Linked DNA regions of Homo sapiens: region 1 is linked to region 2. The links are chromatin contacts, found by Hi-C in ENCODE. All regions are on one chromosome and are shown on one strand. Each heading gives the region's core, a stretch centred on a gene start or an enhancer-like site at or near the end of the contact. The rest is flanking DNA. Distances are from core to core; before and after follow the strand shown.

Region 1 (3,887 bases), core at 1,062-3,561, 130 kb before region 2:
CCACCTGGATCGTATTCCTGCTGTGAGTTCCCTCCCAGCAATCTGTCTTCCTTTTCTAAGAGTTAAGATTTGGAGGCTTTTTTTTTTCTTTAAGTTCTGGGTAGGATATGTATGCAGAACGTACAGGTTTGTTACATAAGTATGTGGTGTGCCATGGTGGTTCGGTGTACCTATTAACTCGTCTCTCCCCTCGCCCCACAACAGTTCTCAGTGTATGTTGTTCCCCTCCTTGTGTCCATCTGTTCTAGTTGTTCAACCCCCACTTATGAGTGAGAATAAGTGGTATTTGGTTTTCTCCTCCTGTGTTAGTGTGCTGAGAATGATGGCTTCCAGTTTGAACCATCCAAGGACGCAATCCTTCCTTCACCCAAGGACATGATCTCATTGCTTTTTATGGCTGCATAGTATTCCGTGGTGTATATGTACCACACTTTTTAAATCCAGTCTATCATCAATGGGCATTTGAGTTGGTTCCATGTCTTTGCTATTGTAAATAGTGCTACAATAAACATACGTGTGTGTGTCTTTATAGTAAAATGATTTATATTCCTTTGGGTATATACCCAGTAATGGGATTGCTGGGTGAAATGGTATTTCTGGTTCTAGATCCTTGAGGAATTGCCACACTTTCTTCCACAATGAACTAATTTACATTCCCATCAACAGTGTAAAAGCATTCCTATTTCTCCACAGCCTCACCAGCATCTATTGTTTCTTTACTTTTTAATAATCACCATTCTGATCTGCATGAGATGGTATCTCATTGTGGTTTTGATTTGCATTTCGCTAATCCGTGATGTTGAGCCTTTTTTATGTTTGTTGGCTGCATAAATATGTCTTCTTTTGAGAAGTACCATATCATTTTCCCAGTTTTCGATGGAGTTGTCTGTTTTTTTTTCTTGTAAATTTAAGTTTCTTGTAGATTCTGGATATTAGACCTTTGTCAGATGGGTAGATTGCAAAAATTTTCTCCCATTCTGTAGGTGAGGCATTTTTATAGTTATTTTTTCTTTTTAATATGTGTCAATCAATATGCCTAGGACTTACAGAGAAGATGGCCCCATACAGGAATATGATGGTCCAGGACTCAGGGATACCTGGCTGGTGCCTCACTAAGTACCCCTCTTCCCTGTGACCTTCTTTTTCCCTTCCATGTAGCTTTATCAAGGTACAGTTGACAAAATTGGCACTTAAGGTGTACAACTTGATGCTTTGATGTACATATACATTGCGGAATGATTATCATCAAGCTAATTCACATACTCGTCATCTATCACCTCACATAGTTACCATTTTGGGGGATTTGTTTTGTGGTGAGAACACTTAAGGTCTACCCTCTTAGCAAACTTCAACTATACAGTATGCTATTGTGAACTATTGTCCCCATGCTGTAGGTTAGATCCACGGAGCTTATTCATCTTGTAACTGATTGTTCAATACCTCCCCATTTCCCTTCCCCGGACCTGTGGTCTTCTTAAGGAACAATTGCCAAATAGTAACTGAAGTTCTAGGTTTTCATTGGCCCAAGCCCTGTCCCTCCCAAAGCAGAGTTCTGGGTGGGAAACTGCAGTTTCGGGTGATGCTGCTGGCTCCAGCTCTCCCTCAGCCACTTCCGCATCTAGGGGTCTTGCCATGCTCTGATTGATTGTTCCTTGCAAAGCAAAGACAAGAAGAAGAGAGCAGAGAAAGAGCCCAGTGCTTTAGGAGGAATCTTCAGCTCTGGTTTGGTTTGCTGATCCCTAGACCTGGAAAAGAGAGGGGAGATGCATGCATAGTATGTGGCTTTTGGCCCCCAGTGACTGTGCCTGAGCAACAGCTAGTACCAGGTAATGTCTTGGACCCTGACCAGTCAGTACGATGTGCTTTGGGGAAAGAGGAGAGAAGTAGAAAGTGGGGAGGGTGGTAGGCAGAGGGGTAAAACTTCCCTTCCCTCCATACCATGCAGGCCGTTTCTCACTTGAATATAGTTGAAGCATAATTCTGTGCACTAGTTGAGGTCTTCCTGTGGTCAGTGGGTCTGTTGACTTGCAGTAATAGATGCTTCACAGATACCAAAGGAAGCTGGGAGTCTTGTGTCTGAAAAGGTTATTCTCTCAAGCTTTTGCTGGTGCAACACAACCAGCATCATATGTTCCTGCCTTCAGTGTGACAGCTCAGGAGGAAACAAGATCCTGATTTAGCAGAAGCAGATGTCTCATAAAATACTTTAACCATGACAAAGTGAAACTGTGAATTAGTCATTTAAGTATTTACTCTAGTGAATATCCAAACAGATGTGCTCATGTAGAAAAGAAAATAAGCTCCTTCCTTCTGTCATTGGACCAATGTGCATGTGACTTTATAGTGTTCTTCCGGTTTCTAGCCAGGTTGTTGCTGAAATATCTTGGCTGTGTATCTTGGATCTGAGCTTGGAAGGCACCTATAGTGATGTGGGAGGTAAATCTCTGAAGGTTGCTTTAGGACACTGAGAATCTGTGTGTAGACTGTGGAGCCCTGGTCCTATGTCCAGTGTCCTGAACTGGCCCAGTGAACCCATGGCAGGCACACACGGGCCCTAGTAAATAGTAGTCTATATTTAGCCCTTTTGGTGGAGGATAAAGTTTATATATCTAATGTCAGGTGCCCATTGGCATCAACGAAGCCAGTTGGCTTTACAGGGGGAACATAAGTACAAGATACCGTGTATTTCTCAGCTAACTATTCTGCAAATTCATGTAAAGATGGTTGCTGAAATTATGTGGAACTTCATCCCCACCACTTAAAAGCAGCTCAAAGCTCCAGTCCTTGCCATATGTTTCCTGGGGGCCCAAATCACCCCTAATTGAGAATGTCTCACTTAGAGTAAGATCCTTGTGTTCTGTGGTGGCCTGTTGGTAGTAGAACCCCAAGAATCAACTACGTTTTACTTACAAGGCTGGCTGACTGGCTGGCTTTGCATCTAAGCCAGGCTTTTGGGAGTGGAAGGAACCATGGCATCTTGTTAGACTTCTGTTCCTCCTGTTCCCTAAGTCTCTACTGTGTGTCCCACTGTTGCTAAGTATCCTTGAAGCACAGTCTTCCTGTGTCACTTATCCACTCTGGAACATCAAACAGCTGCCTGTGTTGAGAAGCCTCCATGATCCTGTCCCACTCTACCTGTCCAAACCTACTTCTCATTATTGCTTGACATGCCTTTTTTGTTTCAGGTGTTTTGGGTTTTATTGTATCAGTTGTTCTTATTCTGAACAGTAGGTACAAAAGATATGAACACTGTTGTGTCTTAGGTTGGAAATGTGCATCCTCAGACTTTAAGAAACTCCAGATTGAGACAAGCTTGGATGCGGATTGAATTCATGGTCAGAAGATGAATTAAATGGAAAGAAAAAAAGGCAACTTGTGCTTGAAGCCTCTAAGCAGTTGCTGAGACTCATTCAGCTCTTGTAGTTGTGCTTGGATCATTCATATAAAGGCCGTTTTAATCTGTTCTTCAGATTCATTCAGGGGAGTATAAAGGTTTACAACTTTGACAGTGGGGCTGGGTGTTGACAGAGGTGACTAGGAAGCTGGTGGCCTTGGCATCCTTAGGGTTTTCTTCTGGGATTACAGGAGCTGGACTGCAAGGATCAGAGGTTCCATCATCTGAACTGCTGTCCTTTGGTGAAGGTTTCTTTCCCAGCTGCTCAGTTGACCACTGTTGGTACCTGGATTGCTTATGCTCCAAGAGCATGTATTGGAGTCATTACATTGATGATACAGAGGAGCTTACTACATTGTCCATGTTATCTATGTTATTTCATTTCTGTTTCTAAGACTTTCTTTTTCTTCTGCATAAATCCTACCATCTCTGCAAGCCTTTCCCAGTTAATCCAGTCCCCATGCCACTGTGCTTCCAATCTGTACCACACAGT
Region 2 (3,682 bases), core at 217-2,716:
GTCTCACTAACGCAGGCCTCTATAGCAACTGTTTCAGTACTGAGTGAGTGGTTAAGTTAAATATTAAAAGCTAAAAAAGTCAGTGCCCTCATACAAAGGCTGGAATGTAACAAGAGCCCACCAAGAGTCTTGCCTAGGCCCTTCCTGGGCCTTAAAGCATGACAAAATAAGGAATGAATTCTTAACAGGACCCGTTTAAGATTAAACAAGTTTTATTGTGGGTCTGAAGAAACTCCCCAGGCCTCTAGAAACAAGTTTATTGGGGGGCCTGAAGGAACTCCCCAAACCTCCGTGATTTAGCAGGAGACAAGATAAGGGTAATCACCCCAGCACCCGGACCCATTTAGATTAAGTAAATTTACTGAGGCTCCAGAGGAAAGTCTTCAAGACTCAGATCTTAGTTATAGATTAGAAGTTAATCACTTATGTCTTTGGATGAATGCACACTTACATGTAGACATACAGCTTAGAAGGTATATAAGCTCTGAAAAACTTTGTAATTTTGAGTTGGGCTGGCGATAATTTCCAGGCCTTCTCCCTGTAACTGGTTGCAGAAAGTAAAAACTCTTTTCCTCCCCAGCTCATCTGCATCTTGTTATTGGGCCACGAGAATAAGCAGCCCGACCCTCAGTTTGGTTTGGGAACACTATGGCCTCATTGTCTTTTAAAAGCCTACAACACATACAATTTCTATTCCTTGGGGAGGCTCTCATGTACTAGTTTCCTGTCATCTGCCCAGTAGCTCTTCTGGGCAGGGACTGTGACTTGCTCATCTTTACAGCCTTCATAGTTTGGGACAGTTGGCTGTTAGGTTGGGAGAGGATCGCCATACAGTGGATGTTTTCCTGTCCTGCATTGGAGTTTCAGGCCTGAAGACGAGCTGGGAATTGGAGCATTTGGCAAACTGAGTGGATTTAGGTCCTCAAGAAGAATAACTGACCTTCGCCTTGGGGTGTGAACAGTGCCTGGGATTGTGTTCTGTCTAAAAAAACTAGTCCTGGGTGGGGGCATCTAGGCACAGAGAAGCACCTGAGCGGAATGCAGGCCCCACCATTCCAAGGTACAGCCAGCATCCCGAGGTTGTTCAGTAAAGAGATCAGAAGGGTTGGCCTCTCTGACAGACCCAGGGTGGCCTTGTGAGATTTTATAGGCTTCAAGATGGAAAGGGACCTTGAAAGGATGTCTGGATCATTTCTCTGACCTCAATGCATGATGGCCCTGCTTTTAAAGGCTTCTCCAGGGAGAATTTCTCCATGTTATATTTTCTGTGTGACTTCTAATAATCATTCCCTGGAAGCTATCGTCTGTATCTAATCTGTAGTCCATCTTTTCAGTCTACCAAAGGCAGAATGCTGGAGAGTGAGCTTTATAAATTGGAAAGACCAGGCTGAGCTAGGAGATTTTAGTTCCTTTGACCTGTGCCAGGGGAACGTAGAGTTTCCCAATCTTCAAAGCATCTCACTGCCTCTCTGTTCTCTCTCCAGGTCATGGAGTGAGAGATTCAAGGAGGTTGATCATTAACTTAGTGACTAATTGACTTTTTATTGCAGTTTCACTTTCCAACGGACACTACCTTATTTGTAGAGGCATCTGTGTCCCTTACTACACTCTGAAGTTAAGGTAGAATGAGAAGGAAATTGTATACTTTTCGACTATGAAAATAGAAATGGAAACAGTGTGATCATTGTGCCATCGAGAGACCAGATGCCACATTTCAGCATCGATTCTTACTCTATGTTTTGACCTTCCTCCGGCCCAAGGATTCTGGTTTAAATATTTTCAACACTGATTTTACAAGAGAAATTCAGTTCTCTTTAGCATATAAATTTCTTTGTGACACTTTAATGTTGTGAACTATAAATTGATTCATTGTGTTTATTTTAAAAAGTCTTCTCTGTTGATGGGAGGAATTACTATAAATATAATTCCATTGTAAAGGAAAAGTTACCCAATCTCCCCAACTGTGGCTTTCTGAGGTCTGTCATTTTAGATGTTTCCCCAAGCTGCCCGAGCCCCTCATTCATTTCTGGGCCTCCGGCATTTAAGTAATTATGCTAGATGGCACAGGAATTGTTACCAGATAATATCTTAGAAATAGGAAAATTACAAGCTAATTTCAGTCCATCTCAAATTAATGAGAATGTTCTTTGTGGAGTGCTACCAGTGTAAACCTTTAGAAAATGACAAGTCTGAGATATTTAAATCCTCTGTGGAGCTTAGCACAGCTCTGCCAGCACACCCAATTGCTATTATCTGGCCAATTGCTGGGGTGGCTCTTTTATCTCCCACCTAGGTTTTATTAATTCAATTTCCTCTGGGGCTTGGCTGCCATCAGCAGCTTCTCTCAGGGTGGAGGATCGGGGAAGGCAGTAAGGTTCTAAGGGACATAGCTCAGTCTTTAAGACTATCATCTGGGCTGGAAGGGCCCCAATTCAAGGCAGTGACTGGCAGACACAGTGCTTCTCCTGCTTGGTCTGGAGTGCACAGGGGTGGCCTCCTTCATCCCAGCATACACTTTACATCTTTGATCTTGTTTTTTCAACCTAGAATTATTTCTCACACGTGGGCATGGCCAAAGGCTGTGCTTTAATGTGGTTTGTCTCCAAGCAGTTGACTCATTTAATCTCTAAATGATTTCCTACTCCTCCTGATGGGGGAGGTGAGCACCAGGGTGGGAGAAGCCTGATGTATTCTGGGCACCGGCCCGGCCCCTTTGGGTATCTGATGCCTCTATCTGTGGTGTTCCCTCTGCACAGGTGCTATCTCTCCACCACCACCATCCTCAGCCCCCATCAGGGCCAGCTGCAACATTTCTCTCTGGGGTGGTACTGAGGGACTATGCTCTATTTGGAAGGGCTTGCATGACACTTTGTATGTATGACACTGAGAAAATTTAGTTGTACTGAAGAATGGAAAGGGTAGAGACATGGAGTGGGCTGAATGGAGCCTGTGTCCATCGCTATTACCTCGTTGGTATTACTGGCCCTTTCCCATTCACTATGAGCTCAAATACCTCCTTCTAGGACATCATCCTCCATATTCACAGCCCTTCCACCTCATCTGTTTTTCCTTTTTCATGAAACTTCTCCTCCTCTCTGAATTAAGACTGTGGTCTCAGAAATCAGACTGTCTGGGTTCACACACTGCCTCTGCCTACCGACTCTCTGGCCTTGGGCAGCACAGCTTATTCAGTCTCCCTGCCCATCAGTTTCTTCAGCCACAGGATGGGATTAATAATAAGGCCTAACTCTTGGCTGCTGGAGGCATTACTCAGAACTTGTGGAGCACTTGGGCTTAGTGTTCTGTGGGCTCTCATTAGTGGGGCCACTGCCGTCCATTTGGTGCATTGGGCAGTATAGAATGAGAAGAGGTGTGTGTGTGTGTGTGTGTGTGTGTGTGAAAAGAAGTGTGTTTGTATGAAAAGAAGTGTGTGTGAATGAGAAGAGATGGAAAATGTCCATCTCTTCTTCATAGGCTTCTGCCCTTCTCACCCCTCAGCCTGATGCTGCTGTGGAGCATATAAGGTGGGCTGCAAGCATTTGTAGCTAAAGCTGCCAATGTGTGTATAATGTTGCCGGCATGGTGAGTGTGACCACATCCATCCTGTTGCCTGGGTCTTATCTGCACATCCAGTTGGTCATTTGAGGCCCTCTCATCCACATCTTCCTTCATGCCCAGAACC

Evidence for each region. A loop is a pair of places that touch in the nucleus more often than their neighbours do. Pooled maps may share reads with other maps.
Region 1: a map with no recorded cell type shows a loop between it and region 2 (6-fold over the local background). The contact joins two enhancer-like sites. A Hi-C loop is called at or near these places in 4 of 37 single-sample maps with no recorded cell type and 3 of 50 pooled maps.

Annotation. Positions count from the first base shown.
Region 1 is chr18:50,098,560-50,102,446 of GRCh38, reverse strand. The region is part of intron 1 of MYO5B (myosin VB); the gene reads left to right. Among named protein-coding and RNA genes, the nearest start is that of MIR4320, 26 kb to the left of the region's middle. RefSeq lists enhancers at 1,955-2,104, 1,454-2,653. Within about 2 kb of position 2,311, at least 3 of the 41 ENCODE cell types and tissues checked have a DNase peak (open chromatin) inside an H3K27ac peak, as active enhancers do.
Region 2 is chr18:49,965,173-49,968,854 of GRCh38, reverse strand. All of the region lies in intron 10 of MYO5B (myosin VB), which reads left to right. Among named protein-coding and RNA genes, the nearest start is that of SNHG22, 150 kb to the right of the region's middle. Within about 2 kb of position 1,466, at least 2 of the 41 ENCODE cell types and tissues checked have a DNase peak (open chromatin) inside an H3K27ac peak, as active enhancers do.